2 separate regions of the Homo sapiens genome follow, and region 2 is linked to region 1. A link is an interaction called in ENCODE POLR2A ChIA-PET data of the cell type or tissue named here. Cell type or tissue: PC-3. All regions are shown on one strand. Each heading gives the region's core, and the rest is flanking DNA. Links, peaks and the distances in the headings are about the cores only. Region 1 has its middle 14 kb from the start of COX20. Region 2 has its middle 13 kb from the start of C1orf202.

Region 1 (8,337 bases), core at 315-8,314:
CAAGTGTTCAAAGAAATTTTCCCAATTGTCTAAGCTTTTGTTGTTTTCAGACATGCTGCTGCCTATGGTTGCTATATCTCTGGGTTTCCTTAGTCTAGGACAATCTCCCCATCTTATTTTTTTTATGACATTGATTTTTTAGGAAGTCTAAGGCGATTGTTTTGTAAAATGTCCCACATTCTGGATTGTCTCTTGGTGTCATTTAACTTGTCTGTCTACTATCCCTTTCTTTCCTCTAAACTGGAAGTTCAGTCTAGGGCTGCCTAATCCAGTATCATAGCCACAAGCCTCATGTAGCTCTGGAGCCCTTGCAATGTGGTGAATACAGCTGAGGAACTGAATTTAAATTTCATTTCATCTTTGTTAAGTTGAATTTAAACTGAAAAACTGATACTCAATTCAGTGATAGGAAAAATGTATGTGTGGAACAACTTGGAGCTAGTTTTTCAATTGCAAATTTTATGAAATCTAAATACAGATCAAGTATTTCCAATGAAGATTTAGCATCTGAATTGAAATGTACTTAAAGTGTAAAAACACATGCTGAAAATACATGACTCAGTACAAAAAAGAATATAAAATATTAATTTTAAAATATGGATTACATGTTAAAATCGTAATATTTCGGATATACTGGGTTAGCTAAAGTATGTTTTTAAACTAATTTCACCCCGGGCTTTTCTCTTTTGTTTTTACTTTCCAAATGCAGTTACCAGAAAATTTTGAATTACATAAGTGGCTTACATATATTTGTATTGACATGTGCTGGTCTAGGAGCCTGATTCAATTTAGGTTAAACATTTTGGGCAAAAATACTTCTAGACGATGTGGATTTCAAATTTTATCACATTGGAAGGCACATACGTCAGATTGTGCTACCATTAGCGACGCTAACTTTGATCACTGGGTTAAGATGGAGACTGCCAGAACTTGCCATTGTAAAGATACGCTTCTCGCTTTCAATTAAAAACCCATGCAAATATCCTGTTACCAAAAATCTGTTCACCTAATGGTTTTAGCACTTTGTGAGTATCCTTGACGGAATCAGCGATTACACTGGAGTTAGCAAATGTTGACCTTATTCTGTCAATCCATTTATTAGCTAGCATTCGTCTGTGAAGCACTCCCGCCTCCCTTTTCATATACATGTATCTTTATATGAAATATTTATTTAATGGGTTTCAATTAATTATGGTTATTCTTTTTGAAGCCCACATCCTTTCCTTGAACATTCCCTGGCCATTTCTTCAAGGAACTCTTGTTTGTTTCAGTGGGGATTAAGTTGCTTCTTAAAGCCCCTTGAGATGAATTTTTTTTAAGTATAAGAAGAACACTGAGGCCGGGCACGGTGGCTCACACCTGTAATCCCAGCACTTTGGAAGGCTGAGGCTGGTGGATCACTGGAGGTCAGGAGTTCAAGACTGGCCTGGCCAACATGGTAAAACCCTGTCTCCGCTAAAAATACAAAAATTAGCCGGGCATGGTGGTGGGCACTTGTAATCCCAGCTACTTGGGAGCCTGAGGCAGGAGAATTGCTTGAACCTGAGAGGCGGACGCTGTAGTAAGCCAAGATCATGCCAGTGCATTCCAGCCTGGGTGACAGAGCGAGACTCCATCTCAAAAACAAACAAAACAAAAGAAAAAACCATTGATACAATTTTATTAAAGATAATGCTTTGTATATACATGTCAGTTCCATCTACATTGCTGATCATAGAATGAAAGCATTGCACCTTGTTTTTGAGCCATTATTTTCTTTAAATGCATATTAAAGCTATATCTTGGCTGGCCTTAGGTTTCATATCTGCAAAACTGAGATTATAATACATCTCTGAAAATGAGGACAAGAAATAGAATATGCAGAGTTCTGGGCTCATTCTTGTTGCTGTGTCCCTGGAGACCCAAGCTGGGCAAGCCTCTGCTCCTCATCATTATCATCATCATCTCCCCAATTCCCAGTTCTTTATTATTATTATTATTTTAAAATTTCAGTTGTCTCTGACAGAAAGACCCTGTCTCCAAAAAAAAAAAAAAAAAAGCGGTACATTCCATGGCTGTATGAGGGTCCTTAGAGTCAATCTTTTCTGAAATATATCCATATGAATTTGAGATTAGTTATCTTGAAGTGCATAGAAATTACTCATATTCCTAATACATTTATTAAGCACTGATGAAGGGATACTTATTACCCTTTTTTTTTTTTTTTTTTGAGGCAGTGTCTCGCTCTGTTGCCCAGGCTGGAGTGCTGTGGTGTGATCTCGGCTCACTGCAATCTCCACCTCCTGGGCTCAAGCGATCCTCCCACCTCAGCCTCCCGAGTAGCTGGGATTACAGGCGTGCACCACCACACCCACCCAGATAATTTTTGTATTTTTAGTAGAGATGGGGTTTCACTATGTTGGCCAGGCTGGTCTCAAACTCCTGACCTCAGGTGATCTGCCCGCCTTGGCCTCCAAAGTGCTGGGATTACAGGCTGAGACACCTCACCCAGCCCAGAATACTTACTAACTTTTTAACGTATCAATATTTAAGGACTTTGACATAACTCCTTTTGCAAATTTTAGAATTATTTTTTCCCACCTAAACCAATATACATTTACATTTGGGTTGTACATGCATATAAAAACATGCACATTTTACTGGGCTTTATACCACTGTTTGAGATGGCAGGTAGTGAGTGACACGGAGGGGCTGGGGGCTGGGGGACCTCTTGCCAGCACCTTGAACCCACAGTTGCACCTCAACTCTCTCCAGCTCTGCCACCTTGAGCCAGTCACTGGACCTCAATTTCCTCCTCTATAAAAGGAGGTATTAGTGTCTCTCCCTCACAGTGTAACGTTGAATCAAAGATGTTAAGAGATTTGCTTAAGGTTACGCAATTATGCAATTAGTATGGATATCAGACTGTTTTTTGTTTGTTTGTTTCTTTTCATTTGAGAAAGAGTCTCGCTGTATCACCCAGGCTGCAGCGCAGTGGCGTGATCTCGGCTCACTGCAACCTCTGCCTCCGGGCTCAAGTGATTCTCCTGGCTCAGCCTCCCGAGTAGCTGGGATTACAGGCGCCCGCTACCACACCTGGCTAATTTGTGTATATTTAGTAGAGACGGGCTTCACCATGTTGACCAGGCTGGTCTTGAACTTCTGACCTCAGGTGATCCAACCTCCTTGGCCTCCCAAAGTGCTGGGATTACAGGCGTGAGCCACCGCGCCTGGCCCTAAGTGGACGCTTTCTTTCCAGCAATCCTTTGTGGAACTTCTGTTTTGCATTTAGAATGGGAAAATCGTGTTTGTATTTGAAGGCGAATTTTCAAAGGCACAAGATGTTAAGTCCTAACCCTGAGAACTGTTTCATGGGCAGCAATATCAGCTAATTAAATTTGAAAAAAGGAAAGACAAAAGGAGAAAAAAGTTAAAAATAATAGCATACAGTTAGGGAGCCATTGAACTTCTGTGCAAACTTATTTGGATTTTGTTTGGTTAGTTGGTTGTTTTTGTTTTTGTTTTTGTTTTTTAGACAGAGTCTCACTCTGTCACCAGGCTGGAGTGCAGTGGTGTGATCTCAGCTCACTGCAACCTCCGCCTCCTGAGTTCAAGCGATTCTCCTGCCTCAGCCTCCCAAGTAGCTGGGATTATGGGCGCCCGCCACCATGCACAGCTAATTTTTGTATATTTAGTAGAGACAGGGTTTCACCACGTTGGCCAGGGTGGTCTCGATCTCTTGACCTCATGATCCACCCGCCTCGACCTCCCAAAGTGTTGGAATTACAGGTGTCAGCCACCGCACCTGGCCTGTTTGTTTGTTTTTTGAGACGGAGTCTCGCTCTGTCGCCCAGGCTAGAGTGCAGTGGCATGATCTCGGCTCACTGCAGTCTCCACCTCCCAGGTTCAGGCGATTCTTTTGTCTCAGACTCCCAGGTTGCTGGTATTACAGGCACCCACCACCACGCCTGGCTCATTTTTATATTTTTAGTAGAGATGGGGTTTCACCATGTTGGCCAGGCTGGTCTCAAACTCCTGACCTCAAATGATCCGCCTGCCTTGGCCTCCCAAAGTGCTGGGATTACAGACATGAGCCACCACGCTCAGCCCCTTAATTAATTTTATTTATTTTTATTTTTTAAGACAGAGTCTTGCTCTGTTGCCCAGGCTGGAGTGCAGTGGTGCGATCTCGGCTCACTGCAACCTCTGCCTCCTGGGTTCAAGAGATTCTCCCACTGTTACTGGAAAGGGGTCCCAATCCAGACCCCAAGAGAGGGTTCTTGGATCTTGGGCAAGAAGTAATTCAGGGCGAGTCCATAGAGTAAAGTGAAAGCAAGTTTATTAGGAAAGTAGAGGAATAAAGAATGGCTACTCCACAGACAGAGCCGCCCGAGGGTTGCGGGTCGCCCATTTTTATGGTTATTTCTTGATGATATGCTAAACAAGGGGTGGATTATTCATGCCTCTCCTTTTTAGACTATATAGGGTAACTTCCTGACGTCGCCATGGCATTTGTAAACTGTCATGGTGCTGGTGGGAGTGTAGCAGTGAGGAAAACCAGAGGTCACTTTCATCACTATCTTGGTTTTGGTAGGATTTGGCCGGCTCCTTTACTGCAACCTGTTTTATCAGCAAGGTCTTTATCAGCTGTATCTTGTGCTGACCTCCTATTTCATCCTGTGACTCAGGATGCCTAACTACCTGGGAATGTAGCCCAGTACATTTCAGTCTTACTTTACCCAGCCCCTACTCAAGAGGGAATTGCTCTGGTTCAAATGCCTCTGACATTTCCCCCCTCCCTTTTATAAGAGAATCCTTAATCCTAAGAGTTGCAGAGGGACAAAGATCCATCTTCTGCAACTTCTTCAGGCTGAATAGGGGCAATTATATTACTGCCCAACTACTGGGTCTTTTGCATTCAGGGTAGAGAGGAGCTCAGTCAGAAAGCATCCATATGGTGAGGGCCATTCATAACTCTTGAATTCCGACAGAAGGTGATATCATAAGTGTTAAATTTAAGAAAACGTTGAGTAAACTTATCCTCATTTTTACACAAAGAGTACAACAACAATATATTCCACAAGAGTAAAGCAAAATAAGTAAAATTATTCCAAGTAAACTAAATTAGAAGGCTTCCCATCAACTGGGCAACTGTTGGAACTAAGCTGATACGGGGTTGTTAGCAATTCCAATGCATGCCCAGAATTAGAATACTGATCCAGATTTTTACATTACCCATCCCTTTTTTTTTTTTTTTGAGCTGCAGCCAGAGATCACTGGTTGGTTCACAGGAATAAGCAGGGTTAGCCTAAATTACAGAAACAAACTTAAAAACAACTCATGAGACTAGAATCTAATAACAGGTGTATTATAGTTCTTGAAATATAATTTTTCTCTCTCCAGTTTCTCATTTTTACTAAATACAAATCATGGTAAGGCCGATTTACTTTATTGTATTTGGTCTGATTATTTGTATAAAATGCAGCAAGAATAATTATTTTTCACAAAAGGTGTTTTTAAATTGGCTTTGATGGAACTCTGTTCCACAGAAGGAATCTTAGATAAGACTTTTTCAGAGCCGAGCCCTGCCATGGGTTTGTATCCTCAAATACCTGTGGGATGAGTACATTCCTCCCATCTTGGGATCCCAGATAACTTGGGGCTCCTGGGCCTGTTGGAAAGTGACATTCTTTACTTCCCATGGGTCAGAAACCCTGTACAGGGACTGTGTGGGCAAGGTATGAGGCCTGTTTTCCCAAGGGGCTTTTATTGGCTCTGTAAGTCAAGTTTAATTCCTTAAAGGAAAAACACACCATTCCGGTTAAAGCCTTGGTAAAATAACCAGCTTTTCCACTTGTGTCCGGTTACAAAAGAAAAATTATTGTTGCAATTAGGCAAATAACTATATTGCCATAAGTTAAGAATACTCTCTAGTTTGCAAATTCTGGAGAAAGCAGGTACAGAGAAACAAATATGCTCCAAAGTTTGTTCATAGGAGTATATTTTACTCAATTGTTAAAAAATGCAGGCCAGACGCGGTGGCTCACACCTGTAATCCCAGCACTTTGGGAGGCCGAGGTGGGCAGATCACGAGGTCAGGAGATCGAGACCATCCTGGCTAACACAGTGAAACCCCGTCTCTACTAAAAATACAAAAAATTAGCCAGGCATGGTGGTGGGTGCCTGTAGTCCCAGCTACTCGGGAGGCTGAGGCAGGAGAATGGTGTGAACCCCGGGAGGTGGAGTTTGCAGTGAGCCGAGATCACGCCACTGCACTCCAGCTGGGGCGACAGAGCAAGACTCCGTCTCAAAAAAAAAAGAAAAAAATGCAAATAGCTCAAAAGAAAAGTTTTCTTGACTCTGAAAAGCAAAACAAAGGATCAATAATATTTTAAGCAAAGTCAAAAAGATGACTTCAGAATTACTGACTTGAGCTGCTGCAGTTATCTCCTGCTGTGTTTGATATTCACGGACATTCCAGTTCTCTGTGAGAGTTCTGAAAGTTTTTTCCTCTATTTTAATATCACAATTTCCAAAGTTATCAGAAACCTGCATTTAAGAATACCTGTTAGAGTTCTCTAGTTGATTATAAACCACCTTTTAAAGAGTATTAAGACAACAATTGTCTGTGGATGGCAAAATGTCTTAGGACAGCCACAGTCAAAAACATGATTGACAAAGGATGTTTTTCTTTGGCCTGATTATTTGTATAAAGTGCAGCAAGAATAACTATTTTTCACATAAGCTTTTTTTTTTTGCTTTTTTTTTGAGATGGAGTCTCGCTCTGTCGCCCTGGCTGGAGTGCAGTGGTGCTATCTCAGCTCACTGCAAGCTTTGCCTCCCGGGTTGACGCCATTCTCCCGCCTCAGCCTCCCAAGTAGCTGGGACTACAGGCGCCCGCCACCACGTCTGGCTAATTTTATTGTATTTTTAGTACAGATGGGGTTTCACTGTGTTTGCCAGGATGGTCTCGATCTCCTGACCTTAAGATCTGCCTGCCTCGGCCTCCCAAAGTGCTGGGATTACAGGCGTGAGCCACCACGCCTGGCCCACATAAGCTGTTTTTAAATTGGCTTTGATGGAACTCTGTTCCATAGAAGAAATCTTAGATAAGACTTTGGTTTTTTGGTTACCTCTGTGGCATACAATGATTTTCTGTAACAATTATAATTATTAATAACATATACTAAGTCATATCAGAATTATAGGAATTTCCTATTATTTTGGAACATATGCCAATAACACATTTATACAAATACAGCCCAAAGAAAAGCAAACACCGTTTCATATTTGACAATGTTTCCTGTATGAGTTTTGTACCAAATAAGCCGAATTTCACCTTTACATTAGTGTACTATTAATGTTAAACCCAATTCTTTTTTTTTCCCCTTTTTGAGACAGAGTCTGGCTCTGTTGCCCAGGCTGGAGTGCAGTGGTGCAATCTTGGCTCACTGCAACCTCCACCTCCTAGGTTCAAGCGTTTCTCTTGCCTCAGCCTCCCGAGTAACTGGGATTACAGGCACGTGCCACCGTGCCCAGCTAATTTTTTGTATTTTTAGTAGAGATGGGGTTTCACCATGTTGGCCAGGCTGGTCTTGAACTCCTGACCTCAAGTGATCCTCCCGCCTTGGCTTCTCAAAGTGTTGGGATTACAGGCGTGATTCACTGCACCCAGCCAAACCCAATTCTTAATAAAACCCTATAGACACATTTACCCAATTTTAATGTTTGACCCTAAGGTAAGATTCTCATAAACTTTTTATAACCCTTTACAATTTTTGTTAAAGAGCAGATCATAAGCAGATTTTTGCTTCAGGAAAAACCTGTTGTGTTTTTTTCCAATGTTTAATTTATGCAAAAACTGAATAATACCCAACTTTAGCCAATATGTTCATACACAGCAAGGTAGGTAAACTGAACAATTTCCAAAAGTCAAAGAAGCAGTTTATAACCTCAAAGCATTTAGCAAACATCTGACCTGCATAAGTTAGACCAAATATTTACATTTTTGAAGATATTTTTATTTTACCAATAATCTTTAAAACTGTTTCCCAAAGATTACTTAAGTCACATGAACTAAAAGGCATTATACTTTATACTTTTCTGTCAAAATATTTGATTTAAGCACTTGTTTTTAAGCCAATCAACCCAAGCTCTTTTATATGTAAACGTCACACACACGACACACATAAATACGCAGACAGACAGAAGATAAAGGACTCATTCCTCAAGCCAGGAATTGGACCCTGAACCCAGGCTGCCACTGTGGAAAGAGAAAGCACAGCCACATGGTTACAAGGTCGAGCTCCCAAGGACATACAAGACAAGAAGGGAACCTCATCCAGTTTTTTTCAGGGA
Region 2 (8,337 bases), core at 112-8,111, 78 kb after region 1:
TCCACGTGGTGAAACCCCATCTCTACTAAAAATACAAAAATTAGCCGGGCATGGTGGCGTGCGCCTGTAATCCCAGCTACTTGGGAGGCTGAGGCATGATAATCACTTGAACTGAACCCGGGAGATGGAGGTTGCAGTGAGCAGAGATTGTGCTGCTGCATTCCAGCCAGGGCAACAGAGTGAGACTCTGTCTCAAAACAACAACAACATAAAGGCCTGCTTGTAACAAAGGCCTAATGGTGCACTCCCCAAGGCAGCCTGGAAGTGTGTCCTGGGCTGCTCTCCTCACTTCGGCTCATGTAACCTCTTTACGTTCTATTTTATGCCTCAGCCCTTTCCTTTTAGTTCAACAGGTTCTGGTGATGTATGGGCCTTCCTCCCTTGCCCTCCCTCATGTCGGGCACAGTTGCAGGTGGTAAACTAGTGGCCGCATGGCAGTAGCTCTTCAGTGACAGCATGTCCCAACACTGGCACTGCAGTCACCTGACCCCTTTTGCTTCAGCATTGCCTGGTGCGAGGGTGATGGGGAGCTAGCATCTTTGCCTACTTTTCCTTTCACCATCTACGTAAGTAATAACCTGAGTTATGGCTTGTTGTTTCTACCCTCTGAGTCTGTCTGTAGGCCTTGCCTTGTGCCTTATACCACAGGAGGCTGGAAGCGTTGACAGCCTACATACAAGGAGGAAGCACCCAGTGGAGAAGAGAGAAGGAGCAAATAAAACATACAGCAATTCTTTTTTAATTTTTCTTTTTAGACGGAGTCTCACTCTTGTTGCCCAGGCTGGAGTGCAATGGTGCGATCTTGGCTCACCACAAACTCTGCCTCCCAGGTTCAAGCGATTCTCCTGCCTCAGCCTCCCTAGTAGCTGGGATTACAGGCATGTGCCACCACGCCCGGCTAATTTTGTATTTTTAGTAGAGACGGGGTTTCTGCATGTTGGTCAGGCTGGTCTCAAACTCCCGACCTCAGGTGATCTGCCCGCCTCAGCTTCCCAAAGTGCTGGGATTACAGGCATGAGCCACCGCACCCGGTCCACATACAGCAATTCTTAAAGGGCAATGAATGGGGTAGGGGAAGGACCAGCTCCTATGCAGTCATGCCAAGGTGAGGGGACAAGCGAAAGACAGTTCGGGTGTGATCAGAGGTGGTGGAAACTGAACACACTCCTGCCCGGATGATTGTGCAGACCAGAATATGCCACCCCAAAATATGCCTCTTTGGCATGGTGACCTAAAAGGAAGAAGCTGAGGCAAAATTAACAGAAGTAGAGAGATTGTTTGGGCCAAACTTGGGGGTGGCAGCTGGGCAGCATAGATTCAAGTTGCCCTGAATATACAGTCTGATGAGTAGCGGTTACAAGTGGACTTTTAAAGACAAAGAAGAGGCAGTTTCTGAGTTGTTTCTCAAGAATTGACATTAAAACAACATAAACTATTGATTGATTATACCTTGTTCTTTGTATCACAAATTCCAGGAACATGAAGATAAAGGGTAAAGCAGCTAGTTAGGAACAAAATGGCTTTAAACAACTACCGCTAGGCGTGGATGTGTGGGCAGCAGGACTGGTCCGTACTCACGTCTTGGTGGGCCTGCATACCTGACATAGCTCAGACTGCTCTGAGCTACTTTTCTTTTCTCATTTCCCCACTGTTGATCAAAAAGCTTCCCATGAAAGTGTCGGTGACCGATCTCTGCTCAGGTGAGAGTGATAGACATCCTTCATAACTCGGCCCTGGGAAGGCTTATTCCGAGATAGTTCTCAGTCAAGCCTCTAATTTATACAACTGATGTTGCTTGTTGAATCATCTCTAGTCTTCAGAATTTCATGCTTTTGGTTTTCTCAGAAGAAGTAAAACAACGAGAAATACATAGTAAAAAAACCTATTCATTTGGAGACTCAGTCCAAATTGTAGGAAAATAATAAAAACTCCTAACAATAGGCAGGGTTAGAATAGAATAACAGGTGTACTATGGTTTTCTTCTGAAACATAACTTTTCCCTTCCTGCAGTCCCCGTTTTTCCCAAAATAAATCTTACTAGGACTGATGTACTTGCAAATAAGTGTTAGTATTATATTTGGGCTGATTATTTGCATAAAGTACAAGAATAGTGATCAGCCATATAGACTCCTTTAGGTCGGCTTCGCTGAACCTTTCATAAGGAATTTCAAACCAGACTCTTAAAAGCCTCAAGGCTAAGAAGCCAAGCCAAGGATTCACTATTAGACTGTACCTGTAATACCTGTGCAAAATGGGTGAGTTCCTCTCTTCTCAGGGTCTCCAAAACATCTTGATGTTTTTGGGTCCATCAGAAAGTGACTTTTTTTTTTTTTTTTTTGAGACAGAGTCTTGGTCTGTTACCCAGGCTGGAGTGCAGTGGTGTAATCTTAGCTCACTGCAACCTCCACCTCCTAGGTTCAAGCAATTCTCGTGCCTCAGCCTTCTGAGTAGCTGGCATCACAGGCATGTGCTACCACGCCCGGCTAATTTTTGTATTTTTAGTAGAGACAGGGTTTTGCCATGTTGGCCAGGCTGGTCTCGAACTCCTGACTTCAAGTGATCTGCCTGCCTCAGCCTCCCAAAGTGCTGGGATTACAAGCATGAGTCACTGCACCAGGCCAGAAAGTAACATTCTTTACTTACTGCAAGATCAGAAACCTTCAAAGGGAACTGTGTACACAAGGTACCAGGCCACTTTTTCGAAGGAGATTTTAATTGACTTTGTAAAGTCAAAATCTCAGTTCCTCAAAGCAGTCTCAAGATATCTGAAAATATGCTATGAGAGTGAAGGCCTTGGTAAAATACCTAGTGTCTTGACTGGGTCCTGTTACATAAAACAGATTCTTATTGAATTTCTACAAATAACTAGATTGCCATAAAATACAATACTCATAGTTTCCAAAGTTTAGAGAAATGAGGTAGAGAGAAAGACAATTGTTTCAATTTTGTTCCTAAAGTTATATTTTACCTAATTGCTATAAGTTATAAGGAGCTCAAAAGAAAAAAGTTTTATTGACTCTAGGAAACAAATATAAAAAGATTCAGCAATGTTTCTAACAAAAAGTCACAAAAATCATTCCAGTCCTCTATCAGGTCAGTCCCATGCAATGAATTCTTGTTCTGCTTGATGTTGGGTTAGCAATCTTCATGAATGCATCAGTTTATCAGAGTTCTAAAAGTTTTTACTTAGTCCAATGATATGATCTCCAAAGTTATCAGAAACCCATATCCGGCCGGGTGCAGTGGCTCACGCCTGTAATGCCAGCACTTTGGGAGGCCGAGACAGGCAGATCACAAGGTCAAGAGATCAAGACCATCCTAGCCAACATGGAGAAACCCTGTCTCCACTAAAAATACAAAAATTAGCCAAGCATGGTAGTGCGTGCCTGTAGTCCCAGCTACTCAGGAGGCTGAGGCAGGAGAATCGCTTGAACCCGGGAGGCAGAGGCTGCAGTGAGCCAAGATCGTGTCACTGCACTCCAGCCTGGTGACAGAGCGAGACTCCGTGTACAAAAAAAAAAAACACACACACCATATCCAAGAGTACTTGTCAGGGCCCTTTTAATGAATGTAAACTGCTTTTTAAGACGAATCAAAGTAAAATAATAATTGTTTGTGGTTGACAAAAGACAGAGAAGTCATGGTTAAAGATGCAATTGACAAGGAATGTGGTTATTTCTATGACATACAACAATTTAGGCCAGGTGCCTAAACTGAATTATCACTTGGGCTAAATGACCTACTATTATTTTACAGGCTCATGCCTATAATCCCAGCACTTTGGGAGGCCAAGGTGGGCAGATCACCTGATGTCAGGAGTTCGAGACCAGCGTGGCCAACATGGTGAAACCCCGTCTGTACTAAAAATACAAAACTTAGCTGGGCATGGTGGCGGGCGCCTGTAATCCCAGCTACTTGGGAGACTGAGGCAGGAGAATCACTTGAACTCAGGAGGCAGAGGTTGCAGTGAACCGAGACCACACCACTACACTCCAGCCTGGGCAACAAGAGCAAAACTCCATCTCAAAAAAAAAAAAAAAAATTAACCATAATTATGTCTGACAATATCAAGACATATCAGAATTTTAGGAATCTCATATAATTTTGGGACACATATTAATAATGTATTCATACAAATATAACTCAAAGAAAGTTGAACACCATTTTTTATTTGACAATGTTTTCTGTATGATTTTAACATAACAAATAGCCTAACATGTACCTCTTAGCCTTCCAGGGCCTCCATTTGCAAAAGACTTGATTTTAGAATTTGAAATTTGATTTGGAAAGCATGTCAAATATTTAAGATTAAAAATACTTGATCAAAATAGAATCATAGGGCTGGGTGCGGTGGCTCACGCGTGTAATCCTAGCACTTTGGGAGGCTGAGGCGGGTGGATCACTTGCGGTCAGGAGTTTGAGACCAGCCTGGCCAACATGTTGAAACTCCATCTCCAGTTAAAAAAACACAAAAATTAGCTGGGCATGGTGGCACTTGCCTGGAATCCCAGCTACTTGGGAGACTGAGGCACAAGAATCACTTGAACCCGGGAGACGGAGGTTGCAGTGAGTCGAGACCGTGCCACTGCACTCCAGTCTAAAAAAAAAAATCATAAGTCACTGTAAAATAATAGTAGGTCATTTAGCCCAAGTGATAATTCAAAGATTTCAGAAAGCAAAAACCTTTGTTTTTTGATAGAGAGGAGACTCAGTTTTCCAAACAATCAAAAGACCTGGGGGACAGGATGGGAAGGGGGTGAGGGATAAAGGACTACAAATTGGGTTATGTGTATGCTGCTTGGGTATGCGTGTACAAATTGGGTTATGTGTATGCTGCTTGGGTATGCGTGTACAAATTGGGTTATGTGTATGCTGCTTGGGTATGCGTGCATCAAGATCTCACAAATCACCACTAAAGAACTTACTCATGTAACCAAATACCATCTGTTCCCCAATAACCTATGGAGATAAAAAAAATTTAATTAAAAAAATCAATCAATGTTTATTTAAAACAACAATAAAAATTGTTGATTTAAACAGCAACAACAAAAACCTAATAAAGATAGCATAAGACTACTAGAATCTGTCTTTCCCTCCTTTTTTTTTTTTTTGGCAATTTACTCAAAAGATGAACAAAAATCTTTTATTGCCAACCCCCCCCTTTTTTTTTGAGACAGAGTCTCACTCTGTCCCCCAGGCTGGAGTTCAGTGGCATGATCTCGGCCCACTGCAAACTCCACCTCCCAGGTTCAAGAGATTCTCCTGCCTCAGCCTCCCGAGTAGCCAGGATTATAGGCACATGCCACCACTCCTGGCTACTTTTTATATTTTTAGTAGAGACGGGGGTTTTGCCATGTTGGCCAGGCAGGTCTCGAACTCCTGACCTCAGGTGATCCACCTGCCTCGGCCTCCCAAAGTGCTGGGATTACAGGTGTGAGCCCCATGCCCGGCCTATTTTCTCTCTCTCTGTTTTTTTTTTTTTTTTTTTTTTTTTTTGAGATAGAGTCTCTCTCTGTCACCCATGCTGGAGTGCAGTGGCAGGATCTTGGCTCACTGCAACCCCACCTCCCAGGTTCAAGTGATTCTCCTCCTGCCTCAGCCTCCCAAGTAGCTGAAATTACAGGCGCCCACCACCATGCCTGGCTAATTTTTGTATTTTTAATAGAGACAGGGTCTCACCAAGTTGGCCAGGCTGGTCTCGAACTCCTAACTTCAAGTGATCTGTGTGCCTCAGCCTCCCAAAATGCTGGGATTACAGGCGTGCGCAACCGCACCGGCCTGTCTCTTATTAATACCATATGAAAATCATGTTCAAAGAGAAAACCAAATTCTATCTTTGTGTCAGTATATTATTCATGCTAAAGCTAATTATTTTTTTGAGAAAGGGTCTCACTCTGTGGCCCAGGCTGGAGTGCAGTGGCATGAATTTGGCTCACTGAAGCCGTGACCTCCTAGGCTCAGGTGATCCTCCAATATCATCAGCCTTTGGAGCAGCTGGGACATAGTTGTGCATCACCATGCTTGGCTAATTTTTTTTATTTTTTTATTTTTAGTAGAGACAAGGGCTCACTATGTTGCCCAGGCTGGTCTCAAACTCCTGGGCTCAAGGGAGCCTCCCATCTTGGCCTCCCAAAGTGCTGGAATTACAGGTGTGAGCTACCGAGTTCAACCCTAAAGCTAATGTTAATAAAACCTAATAAACAAATTAATTCATCTAATCTCAGTCAGCATTGACCACACAGGATAAGATTTCCGTAAACCTTTTTTTTTTTTTTTTTTTTTTTTTAGACAGAGTCTAGATCTGTCACCCAGGCTGAAGTGCAGTAGTGCAATCTTGGCTCACTGCAACTTCTGCCTCCCGGGTTCAAGCAATTCTCCTGCCTCAGCCTTCTGAGTAGCTAGGACTACAGGCGTGCGCCACCACGCCAGGGTAATTTTTGTGTTTTTAGTAGAGACGGGATTTCACCATGTTGGTCAGGCTGGTCTCAAACTCCTGACCTCAGGTGATTCACCCGCCTTGGCCTCCCAAAGTGCTGGGATTACAGGCGTGAGCCACTGCGCCCAGCCATACAAAATTCTTTTCATGAGATTAATCTTTCATAAACCTTCAACAACTTGGAAACCTTCAGCTTTGTCCTACACTTCCTTTCTTATATTGGCATTCCACCTTAAGATAAGAATTTACCACTGGGGACAGTGGCTCACTCCTGTAATCCCAGCACTTTGGATCACCTGAGGCCAGGAGTTCGAGACTACCCTGGCCAACATTGTGAAACTCCCATCTCTACTAAAAATACAAAAAAAAAAAAAAAAAGAAAGAAAGAAAAAAAAGAAAGAAAGAAATTAAAAAAAAAACAAAACATTAGCCGGGTGCGGTGGCGGGCACCTGTAATCCCAGCTACTCTACTCGGGAGGCTGAAGCAGAATTGCTTGAACCCGGGAGGCGGAAGTTGCAGTGAACCAAGATTGCGCCACTGCACTCCAGCCTGGGCAACAAGAGTCAAACTCCATCTCAAAAATAATAATAATAATAATAATAATAATAATAATAATAATAAAGGGGAAAGGGAAGTACCTTTTGTTGTTGTTGTTGTTGTTTGTTTTTTTGTTTTTGAGACAGAGTTTCGCTCTTGTTGCCCAGGCTGGAGTGCAGTGGTGCGATCTCAGCTCATCGCAATCTCCACCTCCCGGGTTCAAGTGATTCTCCTGCCTCGGCCCCGGAGTAGCTGGGATTATAGGCATGCGCCACCACGCCCAGCTAATTTTGTATTTTTAGTAGAGACGGGGTTTCTCTATGTTGGTCAGGTTAGTCTCGAACTCCCGACGTCAGGTGATCTGCCCGCCTTGGCCTCCCATAGTGCTGGGATTACAGGCGTAAGCCACGGCGCCCGGCCTGGAGTTTTATTATTACTCAAATCAGTCTCCCTGAGAATTCGGGGATCAGAGTTTTTAAGGATAATTTGGTGGGCGGAGGCGGGCAGTGAGTCGGGAGTGCTGCCTGGTTGGGCCGGAGATGAAATCATACGGAGTTGAATCTTGCATTGAGTCAGTTTCTGGTTGGGGGACACAAGCTCAGATGAGCCAGTTTATTAAACTGGGTGGTGCCAGGTGAGTCATAAATGCAGGATCTGCAAAATACCTCAAGCACTGATCTTAGGTTTCATAATAGTGATGTTATCTCCAGGAACAATTTGGGGAGGTTCAAAATCTTGCGGCCTCTAGCTGCATGACTCCTAAACTATAATTTCTAATCTTTTGGCTAATTTGTTAGTCCTACAAAGGCAGTCTAGTCCCCAGGCAAGAAGGGAGTTTGTTCTGGGAAAGGGCTGTTATTGTCTTTGTTTCAAAGTTAAACTACAAACTAAGTTCCTCCAAAGTTAGTTCCGTCTACACCCAGGAATGAACAAGGACAGTTTGGAGGTCAGAAGCGAGATGGAGTTGGCAAAGCTAGATTTCTTTCACTGTCTCAGTTATAATTTTGCAGTGCTGGTTTCAAGTGGAAGAAAATAGAAGAACAAGTGTTAAAAGAGGCAATTTGGGGAGATTCTAAGCTTTCTAAAAGGCCAACAAATTTTACACTTTTTTCAGCAGAAATTATGCCAACAAGGTAGGAAGCAAACAGAGGAATCAAACACATTTAAAAAGGGGTTTCAGTCAACTAAGAAAATTCCCAGAAAGAAGATCCAAAAGAGGAAAAAAGCAGGAGGGACTTTTTGTCTTTGTCTAAAAAATGATAGCCCAAGTGTCAGCTTTTAATTATGCTGAGTTCCAATCCTAAAGCTGTAAAAGCCATGGGTGGTGGCTCATGCCTACAATCCCAGGACTTTGGGAGGCTGA

What was found. ChIA-PET counts read pairs that join two places held together with the same protein. Peaks named below come from ENCODE experiments on the same cell type or tissue, not always from the same donor. Only the 100,000 strongest peaks of a DNase experiment are listed, where the experiment ranks them.
Region 2: POLR2A ChIA-PET joins it to region 1 with 17 read pairs; 8 of 35 experiments call an interaction of 5 or more read pairs at or near these places.

The regions. Positions count from the first base shown.
Region 1 is chr1:244,817,617-244,825,953 of GRCh38, reverse strand. No RefSeq gene overlaps it. Among named protein-coding and RNA genes, the nearest start is that of COX20, 14 kb to the left of the region's middle. In PC-3, for the core only: no CTCF peak of the experiment used is centred there; a DNase peak (open chromatin) is centred at 4,673.
Region 2 is chr1:244,739,478-244,747,814 of GRCh38, reverse strand. No RefSeq gene overlaps it. Among named protein-coding and RNA genes, the nearest start is that of C1orf202, 13 kb to the right of the region's middle. In PC-3, for the core only: no CTCF peak of the experiment used is centred there; a DNase peak (open chromatin) is centred at 7,574; H3K4me3 peaks cover 819 bases; H3K27ac peaks cover 1,053 bases.